Regions from separate parts of the Homo sapiens genome. Here region 2 is linked to region 1. A link is a contact called in ENCODE Hi-C or POLR2A ChIA-PET data. All regions are on one chromosome and are shown on one strand. The core of a region is the stretch at or near the end of the contact, and the rest is flanking DNA. Distances in the headings are between cores, read along the strand shown.

What was found. A loop is a pair of places that touch in the nucleus more often than their neighbours do. ChIA-PET counts read pairs that join two places held with the same protein, here RNA polymerase II (POLR2A). Pooled maps may share reads with other maps.
Region 2: a loop to region 1 is called in a map of gastrocnemius medialis, with 9 times the contacts of the local background. The contact joins the promoter of HFM1 here to the promoter of ZNF644 in region 1. A Hi-C loop is called at or near these places in 2 of 168 maps with a recorded cell type or tissue (CD8-positive, alpha-beta T cell and gastrocnemius medialis), 1 of 37 single-sample maps with no recorded cell type and 14 of 50 pooled maps. POLR2A ChIA-PET finds 5 or more read pairs at or near these places in 7 of 52 experiments (Caco-2, H1, WTC11 and 3 more).

What each region holds. Positions count from the first base shown.
Region 1 is chr1:91,018,419-91,024,931 of GRCh38, reverse strand. It overlaps ZNF644 (zinc finger protein 644), which reads left to right and starts at 2,897. Exons shown (of 6, transcript NM_201269.3): 1 at 2,897-2,942. It also overlaps the pseudogene RPL5P6. RefSeq lists enhancers at 1,991-2,540, 2,541-3,090, 3,091-3,640 and silencers at 2,678-2,907, 3,238-3,307.
Region 2 is chr1:91,402,485-91,408,997 of GRCh38, reverse strand. It overlaps HFM1 (helicase for meiosis 1), which reads left to right and starts at 4,161. Exons shown (of 39, transcript NM_001017975.6): 1 at 4,161-4,200. RefSeq lists a silencer at 4,187-4,566.

The sequences.
Region 1 (6,513 bases), core at 1,648-4,147:
TTAAATATTTTGGCACTGAGCCACATAACTTGTCTTTGGATTTTTTCAGTTGCCTGTATGTTTTTTTCTGTCCATAAGTTTATTGTCTTTATCTGAAAAATCCTCATAGAAAATTGTTTGGTTTAGCTCTCAGCAGCCCGCTCCTGAGCTCTGAGGAAGCTTGCCTTCTTTTGAGCTACCCAATCTTTCTTCTGAGCAAGGGACATTTTGGGTCGGTTCCACTTCTTCTTTTTAACTTCTTTCTTGGGCTTCTTTTCACAGACTGGACTCTCTCGTATAGCAGCATGAGCTTTCTTACACATCTCTTCCATCATGTCTGGAGTTACACTGTTCTTCATGTATTGAGAGAACTGTTTCTTGTAACCATCTTCATCTTCTTCCATTAAGTAGCACATGTAATCTGCAACATTGTGGCCCATGATGTGCTTCCTGTGTACTTCTGCATTAAATTTCTTGCTTTCAGAATCATAACCAGGGAATCATTTAGTACTGTGAGGGACAGACAAGCCCCCATGCACAGCTCCCTTCAGAGTGCCAAAAACTTTACTGCCAGTAGTAGTTCTGGCAAGGCCTGCATCCTAATTGCAGGTAAAGGCACCTGGCTGACCATCAATGCTTACCACATTGTAGTCATCGCCAGTTGCCTCCACTTGGCCTTCATAGATCTTGTCCATGTCAAACCTATTGAGAAGCCTGCGGTCCAGCAGCAGGCCAGTACAATACGCTGCAGCATAATTTGTCAGGTCAACCTTCACACCATATTTTGGCAGTTCGTGTACATATGCTGTGCAGACTATCATATCCCCCTCTGTACGGGCATAAGCAATCTGACAAATGATACTCTGTTTGTTCCACGAACTATCATCCTGTATTTGGGTATGTTGTATTCATTTTTATCCTGTATCACCAAGTGTTTCTGAGCATAGTAATCAGTTTTACCCTCTCGTCGTCTTCTAAATTTCACTTGATATCTCTTAAAGTAGGCCTTATTCTTAATAACTTTTACAAACCCCATCCTGCAGAACAGAGACCCACGTCTGCGGCTAGACAGAGAACTCACGTGTATTTTTTTTTCTTTTCGCATTACCTTATTCAAGCTTTCTGTCATTATATTTTCTGCCATTCATAGAAGCTTTTGAGATCCATTTTGTACAGCGTTTCATCAACTATTACTACTTCTACTATTATAATTACTATGATTACTTTTACTGCTATTATGACTTCCACAGTATTACAATTCAGTTGCTGAGTTCTAGTGTAAAAAACAGCTTCATTAGTGAGACAAGTTCCTGATCATGGCTGAGTTCTGAATGATTCTATTTGCTTGTGTGATTTGTCTGCACATTAGTCAGTGGTATACATTAATGACAGTTATTTTCTTAGTAACTGCTTTTACAGTGATATAATGTAAGAATTTCCATAGTACATAATATTTTGTAGTAAGTCCAATAGTAAACTGAGAATGTCCAATTTTAATGGATTCTGCAAACGAAATGATCCAAAGAGCACCCCTCCCCCATTGACTGCAAATATATACGTATTTATATTTTATTGTTTACACATTTGTGTAAATGAAGACAGGAGATTTGCATTTTAAAGAGCCCAAAGAACTGTATGACTTCGAGAAAATCACCTTACTCCTCTTTGTCTCATTGGGTTACAATGAAATCGAGCAAGTTAGAACAATGCCTGGTACACAGTAAGCACTCAAAAGTGTTAGCTATTAAGTAATGAAGCAATTAATGTGTTTAGTCAAATATTTGTTGTTTGGAATCTACGTTTGCTGTTGCTGAAGGCATCATTCCATAGGAAAGAGAATGTTTCTCATTCTTGTCAAATAAATGCAGTTATGGTATATTCTTCCGAATGTCAATAACATCTTGAGGGTTTGGAGGGCCACAGTAATGACAGCTGTACAACTAAGGAAAACTTTTTTATTTTTAAATTTTTAAATGAGTAAACAGAGGTTCAGAGAAGCCAAATAATTAAGGCGGGACCAGTAGATTTCTCAAGAACTCTTGGTTAATCTTAAACATGTTAGCAGTTTCTCGTTGGCTCAGTCGAAAAACAAAAGAATAGCCCACTCAGTGTTTCTCTGCCCCAGGATCCTGTGGTGAAGTCTTGTTAAAAATGAAAATTTCCAGAACCCTCTAGGGACTGATTCTCTGAAGGGTTAACCAGCATCTCACATGCTTCTTATATAACTTTAATTCGTAGAACCACGACACTTTCAGTAATGCAGGGAGAGAGTATCCTCAGAGAGTCAAACTGGAGCAAACCTCGGCCACCTTTCAGGGCAGGCTGTCCGGGTAACTGAGATGTCACACTTGATGCTTTGCCTGGCCATCAAGCAACTCCCAACAATCTGCCCCCTTAAGATCCTAAAACCTTCCCTCTGCCATTACTCCACAGTTGTGATTGGCAAATATTGCTGTTTTCCTCAACAAGAGGAAAATAACAGAGATTTTTGCACGCTCGTGATCGTGGAACTCAAACCTGGGCCTGTTCCACCTTAAAGGGCCTAGGCATGCCTAGTGCTTGGGTCTTGCAGAGTTTGGGCACCACCATATTTGGAGCGTGCCTACTTTGGGGCGGGAACCTCCTTGGGAGTGATTAGGTCAGCGCTGGGGGAGGTGACCTTGTTTGGTTTCTGGCACCCGAGAACAGTGGTGCACTGTTTCCGCTGCCCTCGTTTGTCTAATTGGCCCAGACGCTCCACCAGCGCGAAGCTTCCCGGGAGCTCCTCGCTGGCCACCCCCGCGGCCCGCAGCCCGGCAGAGGCGGGAAAGCAGCGCGCCTGCGCCGTGGGAACCGGGGCTGGAGGCGAAAAGCGGGGAGCGGAGGGGGGCCGCTGGAGCCGAGTAGCGTACAGAGCGGCGTGTGACGCGGGGACGCCGCGTGCTCCCAACGTCGCCCCGGTTTGACGCACACGGCACCAAACTGTGAGTTTCAGGGGTTATTTGGTCAGATTCGCTGGGACCCGAGTGGGTTTCGGGCCTCTGGGCTGTGGCAGCGGCGGGACTGAGGGTGGCGGAAGAACTTGGGGGACCCGGCCTCCGGCTCTCGGGCCCGGGGAGCTACGCCCTAGGCTGGGTCCCAGCCATCCAAAAGGACGCATTTTGCCGCACAGGCTAAGATGGCGGCGGCGGCCGAGGAGGCGGAGTTGGTGCTACACAAGGAGCCCGGGCCCCGGGTTCGGGGAGGCGGCGGCCGCGGCGGTCGCTGGGGGCCACGGAGCCTGAGGTGAGCGGCGGCCGCCGCCGCGGGGCGGGACTCGGCGGGGGGATGGGGGGGGGGCTTTCCGCTGCGGCGTCGGAGGATCCGGTAGCGGACACAAAGGGGCTGAGCTGGGCACTAGACTTGGGGGTTTTGTTTAGTCACATGAAGCCGAGCAGCCAGTGAGCAGTAGGGGGAAGGGGCCGAGATCAGGCGGCTTGGGGAGCCTGGCGGTCGCCATTGCAATGCACTGAGTAACGGGGCGGGCCGAGAGCAGTCACCAACCCCTCTCGTTGAGGCTGCTCGGTTGTGGCCAGAAACGCTGGCTCTGGCATTAACTGTCTACACCCCTCCCCTTACTTGGGACAGGACCGCATAGCCCTCCCCTCCCCCCGTCCTGCAAGATCTTATGCGGCTAGGTGCCTGGGAAGTAACAGCAAGAGGTAAATCGCTCGAAGTGTTTGGGTTGCCAGGGGCTTGGTGGGTGTCCAGCTAAAGCTTTTTGCCTCTCCAGGTCTGATTCTCTGGCCTTTGTGTCCCTGGGAAGTTACTCTGCCAGAGGAAAGCAGGTGTGCTCCACTTCTCCCGTGAACCTGAAGATGAGTTGTCCCAGACTCTTCTCAGTGATTGGAAACTTAGGTGGTGGAGCTAAAGGTTACTTGTTACGAGACTTCTACAGACAACTCTTGTTGGGATCCATCTATGGTTTAGCAACATTAGTGGAAAAGTTTTCTTGAATATTGACTTTGAATATAAAAACGTTTATATTTAGACTTCAGATTTTGTGTGATCATCAAACTCAACGAGGGGATAAACATAATTGGGGGCGAATGATGGTCTTGTCTTGTTAATAATTTCAACAGAAGTATCACAACACCGCCGACTATCCTGTCCAGTCCTAATTCCACGCTTGTTGCATCTGGATGGTAGATTTGTTTTAATTGTGTATTCCCTCCCTGCAGTAGTTTGCTTTAGTTGTAAACATTTTTTGGTCCCATGAGAAGGAAAACATTTCAAAAAATAGACAACTAAAGTTTCTCAAAGAAAGGAAACCTGGCTGTTTGCCTTCAGTTGCATGTGTAAGTATCTAGGGAACTTGATGGCAGTAATATTGCATTTTGGTAGGCTTGCTAAGAAAAACCTCGTTTTTATAATAAGGCTATAATCTAGCTTAGACATTTTAATTGGTGAAGCATAAAGCTTGATTAGTATTAATGCAGTGGTATGTATTGCTTTTAAAAGTCTTACAATTTCTAACAAATTAAAGTTATACTGCAATTATATCATACTTTGTGTTGGTATTAACTCATGAAGTACAAAATTTTGAAACACCTAATGTTTTGTGTTGGCAATTAACAGAATTCCTTGGTTGGAGGGATATTTAAACACATTAGATCACTGTGTAGATCTCTGTGTTCAAACTGAAATTTGAATTTTTCAACATTAGTTAACTTTCATTTCCTTGTTCTTTTCAGATATATATTTTCTCTTTTTTTAGCTTCTAATACAGAACAGTCTTGTATTAATGAATAGGAGATGCATTAACATTAGCAAATGTATTCCTGGATCATAAAGTTTTACAGTGGAAGCAATATCAAAGAACAACTGCTCTTACCCTCCTCTTTTACAATATATTGAGGACCAGAGATGATTAAGTTAGTGGCATAATGGAAAATTGCCTTTCAGCCTCTACCCATTGCTGTTTGTATTTGTCATATTGCTGGGATGAGAAGGTGAATATCTACAACTAATGGTTAAAAAAACAAGGGAATGTTATTGAGAATACTTGTTAATTAAATATTGTTAGGTTCATGAGAACTTCTGTGACAATAAGTTAAAAACTTTCATATTGGCCTGGCACGGTGGCTCACGCCTGTAATCCCAGCACTTTGGGAGGCTGAGGCGAGCAGATCACGAGGTCAAGAGATCGAGACCATCCTGGCTAACATGGTGAAACCCCGTCTCTACTAAAAATGTAAAAATTTCCTGGGCGTGGTGGTGCCTATAGTCCCACCTACTCGGGAGGCTGAGGCAGGAGAATCACTTGAACCCGGAAGGCAGAGGTTGCAGAGAGCTGAGATCGTGGCACTGCACTCCAGTCTGGTGACACAGCAAGACTACATCTCAAAACAAAAAAACAAAAAAACTTTCATATTCTGTGGTTAACTTGGTTTTTAAAGTGACTTTCAGTGAAACAAAATCAGGTACAAAATACAGAAATATCAGATAGTTTCAGAGCAATGTTGCTTTTGAATTTTAAGGTTTTCCAAATGCAGTCTTGACCCAGAAATTGAAAAATTAAAAAACAACAACCAGGGACTTGATAAATTTCTTTGAAAGTTTGAAATAACTGCTGTTATTGCCAGTTATTATGTAGGAAAAGAAATGAGATCAATGCTGAAAATAATGGTGTCTTTCATTTTGTAATAGTGTTTTGGTTGGATAAACGAATGTGCCACTCAGAATGTTCCCTTTCTTTAAAACAACTTTTTAAGACTACTACTTCTACTGAGTGGTACCTCTAAGGTCTGTTAGGAAATTGAACAAGTAGTGACAGTCATTTATGGTGGAACCCTATAGTGATTTTTAACTTCTTTGAATGTCAGATTTAGCAAAAAGTTAAATTGTTTTAAGGTTTTAAAAGTTTTTATGGGTCATATAAGGTGCTTTTAAATTACTGATTTTTGTTAGTTGATAAGCTGTTTTATAATTTTCAACATTATGTGAGTGGATTTACTTACACTTTCATTTTGTGAAAATTAGAGTCACTTTCAGGTTATTTGTAGTTATAAAGTGGTCTGTCACCTGCCAACCTTAAACATTTTCCAGTTTTAGTTTGTCATTCAAGTTATAAGAGTGTTTTGGTTGAATTGAGACTGTTAATGGGTAGCAGGAGGAGAAAAGAAAGTTTCAAAGAGAATAGAAGTGGTGGGATATCTGCAATCTAGAGAAAGGTCAGGTCCATTTTTTTTCTGTCATCCTAAATATTGTTTTTTAGTGTTACTTATTTAGACCATTTTCTCAGGATGTGATTCTGGAAGGAAAAGTGAATCTTATTCTTGGGAAGGCTTTTCAGTCAGGTCTTAAGACAATTGTAGCTTGCAGCAAATGGAGAAATTGGCATGTTGAGTTATCTAACCCTGATTTTATAGAGCACTTGTTTTAACCATTTTTTAAACTGTTTTCTAAATGTTTTAAATTAGTAACCTTGTAAAATAAAACGAGAATGAAGAGTGGATACTGTAATACTATGGATACATATTCAAATGAGCTTTTATTTACACTTATTAATCTTTC
Region 2 (6,513 bases), core at 2,912-5,411, 380 kb before region 1:
AGGTCAAGGTGGGCGGATTGCTTGAGGCAACGAGTTTGAGACCAGCCTGGGTAACATAGCAAGACCTCATCTCTACAAAAAATAAAAATAATTTTTAAAAAATTAGCAGGGTGTGGTGTGGTGGTATGTATGTGTGGTCCCAGCTACTTGGGAGGCTAAGGCAGGAGGGTTGCTTGAGCCCAGGAGGTTGAGGTTATGGTGAGCCATGAGGTTACAGTGAGGCATCACATAATTGCCCTCTAGCTTGGGCAACAGAGCAAGACCCTGAAGAAAGAAAGAAAAAGAAAGAAAGAAAGAAAGAAAGAAAGAAAGAAAGAAAGAAAGAAAGAAAGAAGGAAAGAAGGAAGGAAGGAAAGAAAGAAGGAAAAGAAAGAGAAAGAAAGAGGGAAAGAAAGGAAGGAAGGGGAAAAAAGAAGGGAGGGAGGGAGGGAAGGAAGGAAGGGGAGGAAGGGAGGAAGAGAGAAAAGAGAAAGAAAGAAAGAAAAGAGAAACAAAGAAAAAGAAAGAAAGAACAGAAAGATTTTTTTTTTTTGGTTTGTGCTTAATTCAGTCTTCCTTTTGTTATTTAAGTATCTACTGAATTGGCCCTAACTCCCTAAACTTTTCTTTCCTCCTGAGAATCCCATCATATCAAACTACCTTTATTTCCTTTTTTTCTGTTTTTTTCTCAGAAATTAATTTTGTAATTCTCAGATTCTTCCCAAATGATCTCTTCACTGTTTCTTGTCCAAATCTGACAATAAAAAACACAACACATTTCTGGCTGTCATCTGCAGAAAAATAGTCTTGAAACCTCAACATTTCTTGGTTCCTGCTTCTCTAGAGCCATCAACACTAATTTTTCTTTTTTCTTTCTTGCTTTTTTAGATACAGGATCTTGCTCTATTGCCCAGGTTGGAGTGCAGTAGTGGGATCACAGCTCACTGCAGCCTGGAATTCCTTGGTTCAAGCCATTCTCCTGCCTCAGCCTGCCAAGCAGCTAGGACTACAGGCACACACCACCACACCTGGTTAGTTTTTAAAATTTTGGTAGAGATGAAGTCTCGCTGTGTTGCCCAGCCTGAGACTAATTTTTCAATATCAATTTCTACTGACTAATCAGGGTGTAAAAGATGTGGATGTTACAAAGTGAAGAAAATTTTGGTTATGTTGGATACATCAGCTAGAACTCATGGCATTGGCTGTAATAGCATTACCATATGTCCCAGCAATTCCACTCCTAGGTACATATCCAAAGGAATTGAAAGCAGGGACTTGAACGGAGATATTTACACACGAATGTTCATAGAAGCATTATTCACAATAGCCAAAAGGTGGAAATGTGGAAACAACTCAAATGTCCCTTAGCCAGGATTACAAATGGATAAACAAAATGTGGTATATAAATACAATAGAATATTATTGAGCCTTAAAAAGGAGTAAAATTCTGATCCATGCTACAACATGGATGAACATTGAAAACATTATGCTAAGTGAATAATCCAGAAATAGAAGAACAAATATTGTATGATCCCACTTATATGAAGTACTTAGGATAGGTAAACTCATAGAAATAGAAAGTAGAATAGAGGTTACCAGGAATTAGGGAAAGGGGAAAAGAAGGAGTTCCTGTTTAATGGGCAGAAATTTCTTTTTTTTTTTCTTATACTTTAAGTTTTGGGGTACATGTGCACAACGTGCAGGTTTGTTACATAGATATACATGTGCCATGTCGGTTTGCTGCACCCATCAACTCGTCATTTACATTAAGTATTTCTCCCAATGCTATCCTTCCCCCAGCCCCTCACCCCCCAACGGGCCCCAGTGTGTGAAGTTCCCCTCCCTGAATGGGCACAAATTTCTTGTTGGGGATAATGAAAAAGTTTTGGGTATGGATAAGAGTGATGGTTATACAACACTATGAGTGTATTTAATGTCCCTGAATTATACACTTATATATGGTTAAAATTATAAATATTACGCATGTTTTACCACAATGAAAGAAAGAAAGCGCGCCTTCTAGTGGGAGCTGGGTGCAGAGAGAGCTCTGTATTCTTGGCTGCAGCTGTCTAGAATGGAGCCTGTCTTGCTAAGCTGGAACTTGGGAGTCTTGGATAAAATACCACAGAGCCTTGCCTTTCTTACCAAATTTTTGTATCTCTTTCTTGAAAAGATGTTTCTTCTTTTGCTGTTTGCCCTTAGGATCATTTCCAGAGGGTCTGAGTCATTTTTCTAGAATTTTCACCAGTTTCACTGAGAAGTGAGGTAGCAAAGCTCTTTATGCAGTCATGCCAGAAGTTGACCGGGAAGACTATATTTCAAATGTTAGTTATGTTATTCAATTTGGAGGATTGCTTATGACATTGTTGCACTGGTTGTAAAATTAAATCTTTAGGATTAAAATGTTTTCTTGAGAAATGTGGCAACATTACTAAAAACCATGGTAATCCCTCCCCCCAAAATGGGATTTTTAGTAACTTTATCACTGTCCTGAGGCTTCCTTTTAAAAACTGCAGCTTTGACATTTTTATTACATTATTTTAAGAGAAAGTAAGGCTCTATAGATTCCACATGCATTCTTGAATAAATGAGTGAGTGAATGAATGAATGTTTTTGTTTATGAACATGGTGGCCATTTGCTACTGTGTGCTTTGACAGTAAGACTCCCCTGTACCTGCCTGTTGCTGAATTCTACAATTCTATCACTCAAACCCTATCTTAGTTCAAGCTGCTATAACAAATTACCATAGGCTGGGTGGCTTAAACAACAAACATTTGTCACAATTTTGGTGCCTGAGAAGTCCAAGATCACAGTGCAGGCAGATCCGGTATTTGGCGAGGGCCTCCTTCCTGGCTTGCAGATACCGTCCTCCTGTATCCTCACATGGTAGGAAAAGAGCGAGCTAACTCTCTGGCCTCTTAAAAGGGCACAATCCTACTCATGAAGGCTCTACCCTTTTGAGTTAATTACCTCACAAAAGTCCCACGTTCAAATATCATCACATCGGGGGTTAGAATTCAATGTATGAATTTCAACACATTGAGGGGTTCACTATAACAAATGCACTGTTTCGTTATTTTCCTCTATGCAGTCTATGGAAAGTAACTTTCCTCTCCAGTATTTTTGAGAGGAATGATAATTCAACCTTTCTATTAAGAATAGTTTATGCAGTCAAAATGTTATTTTCTCCAAGAGACAAAGACTTGTTATTTTATCAGTATCCAAATAACTGGCTCACCCAATTACTGGAATAATTTTACATTTCAGAGAAGGTGAAAGAAATTAATATTCATGAGCATTTACTGTGTGGTAGGACTACTGCAAATATTATTTTATTTAACCCTTGCAGCAGTATCTAGGAGTTAGAGCTTATGAGTATCACTGAGGATGCAGAATTAAGACTTAAAGGTTGGGTCTTTTCCAAGGTCATATAGCTAATGAACAGTAGAACTGCAAGAAAAAAGAGAACAGGAATAGGGCAGTCAGACAGCAGTAGGTTGGCCCTAGATGTCACAGGTGGGGGTTTCCAAAGGAAAGATAAATGTCTCTGTAAGAAAAGCATCATTGATTCGTTGCTATTTTATCATCTACAAAACATTCCCTGCCAAATCTTCAGAGGACAATTCTAAAGAAACTTAAAAGGATAATTTATAGTTTGTTCATGTTTACAGCCTAAGAACACATTATTGCCCTGTTTTTATAAATTCATGTTGGCTAAACACATTTAAATATCATTGTGTTTTAGAATATTTATTTCTGAAATTTAACTTTATTTCTGAATCAAGTTCCCCAGTAATACCGACCTCATGAGTGCCACTGTGATATTTTATAAATAATATAGGTAAAACACTTTTTAGGTACGAAGAGACCGGAAGTCCCAGAGCTGAGGCCTGGCTAACTTTGATGAGAAAGGCAGGTTGGGGTATGTTTGTGGAGTGGTGGTTGTGGGGGTAGAGAAGCAGGTTAGCTTAGGGAAAGGGTACCATTTAGTAGACCCTTAGAACCCAGGATTAGGAGCTGTATTTAAAGAGAATAGACACAGTAAACTGCAAGAGATATATTCAAAACCAGTTATAAACTTTCGGAGAAAAAAAGGTAGGAAGGGAGAGGTTGGGGGCTTGGGCGATCCATTGCTTGGAGCTCGGCTTAGCCAGGCTTGGCGGTCCTCAGAGGGGCTGATAAATCGGCGCTCGACTGGCCTAGGAGCTGTCCGCAGGGAGGTGAGGAGAGGGGCCCGGACGCCCGCGGGGAAGGTGGGGACGGGGGCCCGACGCCCGCGGGGAAGTGGGGACCCAGCCGAGCCGTCCGGGCAGCGGTCGATCTCTAGAGCCGTCTGCCGGGCAGGCAGCGGACGGGCGCGGCGAGTTGTTGGTCACCAGGCGTCTCCAGGCCGCCGGCCCGCGCCAGCGCCTCAGCCGCATTTCCAGTCAGAAAGCGGTGAGGCCTGCGGCGCGCTCGGGCGCAGGGCGGGCCCAGCTCCCCGCGAGGTGGGACCGGCTGGGCGTCCGGCCCGCCCCTAAAGTCGGCTGATTGGTGTTCGGTTCCTGTGTCTTGTGTTCCGGTGTGTGGCGCCCCCTGAGCGAGCGCTGGGGGGGACGTACCCATCTGTCTGAGCCGCGGGTTTCACAGCGGTGGGAGGAAACGGGACCCGGGGGGTGGAGTGACGCGCCCCAGCGCCCCGTTCTTGTGCCACTCTCGGGGCCCTAAGGCCTCTGCCTTGGATTTAGGATATTCTCCTTAGGAAATCCACAGAGCTGTTATTTTGCTTTAGGTGCTGATTCGGTCCCCAGCCGGACCCTTCCAGCCAGCCCTGTTGGTGCCTGGGGAGAGGGGGTGAGATCTGGGGCTCCGACAATTGTATGGTCCTTTCCCAGGCCGAGCCTCGGAGTAATTTGTTCCCGTTGATTTTTCCTTCTTTGTCAGATTCTCTGCAGTTATTTGTGACGGTCGGTTATTCCCGTAAATGTTGGTCCCTACTTCTTCCTTAACTCACAAAAATTTCTAGCAAATCAATAATTTTTATCTGAGTTTCTGTACTTTTAAAATAAGGAGTATGTTTCTGAGTAAAAATTGTAAGAAGTAATAGGCCTGCAATTTTATACAATAAGTTTATACAATAATTGTATACAATAATTTTATACAATAAGTAAAGATTACAGAAGACAAAATGGTGAATTGTCATTAATATAACTAAAGATTAATTGTATCTAGTTGTATTAATATTTAACTAGAGATTGTCATTAATATAACTAGAGAAGGTCGGCACCGCAAATTATGTAGACTCAAAAATAGCTTAAGTATTTTAACAGTGATTATAGCAGAGCAGACACTTAAAACTACCTGGGATGATATTGTTTATTGTGTTTGGCAATCTAATTTTGTGCCACGTGCTGAAACTAAAACTTTAATAATAAATAATAGGAACTTAAAAAATCTGAATCTAAACCTAGAACTTTAATTAATTTAAAATAGCATCCCCTCACATCACAAACTCATACTGAACTGTAGCAAGGTCCCTTTTAGGACCTGTGTTTCTTTTTTAAAAAAAGATTTACATAATGAAAGTGCCAAATTCATCATCTTTTAGAACCTTCATGATTTTATTTACATAAATCCTGAACTAGAAAAAAATTTCACATTTTTTAACTGAACGTTGAAGATTGGGGCTCAAATTTTAAGTTTCTAAATTAACAGAAAATTATTTTTATTTGACACTATTTTTATAAACTGGTTCTTGCTAATGCATTTATTCCACAATGCATTCTTATGGACCATTTACTGTGTGCCAGGCACTATTCTGGGTTATTGGAACACATTAATGAGCAAAAAGTCCCTGCTTGCTCTAAAGGGAGAAACATAATAAACAACTAAGCATATACTATAATGTTAGTTATCAGTTCATGCTATGAAGAAAAATAATGCGGAATGAGAGGATGCAGTTTTAGATAAGGGGTGTTTTTTCACAGGAGTATATAAGAACTAAAATATGTACATGATATTTTTATTCTGAACCCAAACAAGTTATATTCTTGTATGCTAGAACTAGAAATCAAAAATTCTTTTGAAAATATTTGCTGTTTGTATAGGAGGTTTTTGTCAGTTTATGCAACGCTTTTCTTCCCAAATGTTTTAAATTTGTAGTTTTGTTGTCTATTTGTAGTTGCTTTAGGAAGAAAGTATTCAAGTGTATAAATGTTAGCCTTAAGATTTTTGACTTAAATTCTGAGGTAGCAAAGCCATATGAAACTGGTCTGGTGAGGTTTATTTTAGGAAAAGTTTCTTTTGTTTGAACATAGTTTTCCTAAAACTAGAAAGGGAACATTTTATTTGTTACTTTTTGGGCAATATAAAAACATGATTAACATTTTCATTTATACTTTTTCAGATAATTGTTTTCAAGTTCTGAAATTGTTTACTTAAAGCTGTTAAAGACTTCGCATATTTCTGAATGACTCCCTCTACCTCCTGCCCTATTATCCTAGGCTTCTATTTTTCGTATAGTCAAATTGTTTTAGACATTTATAGAACCACAC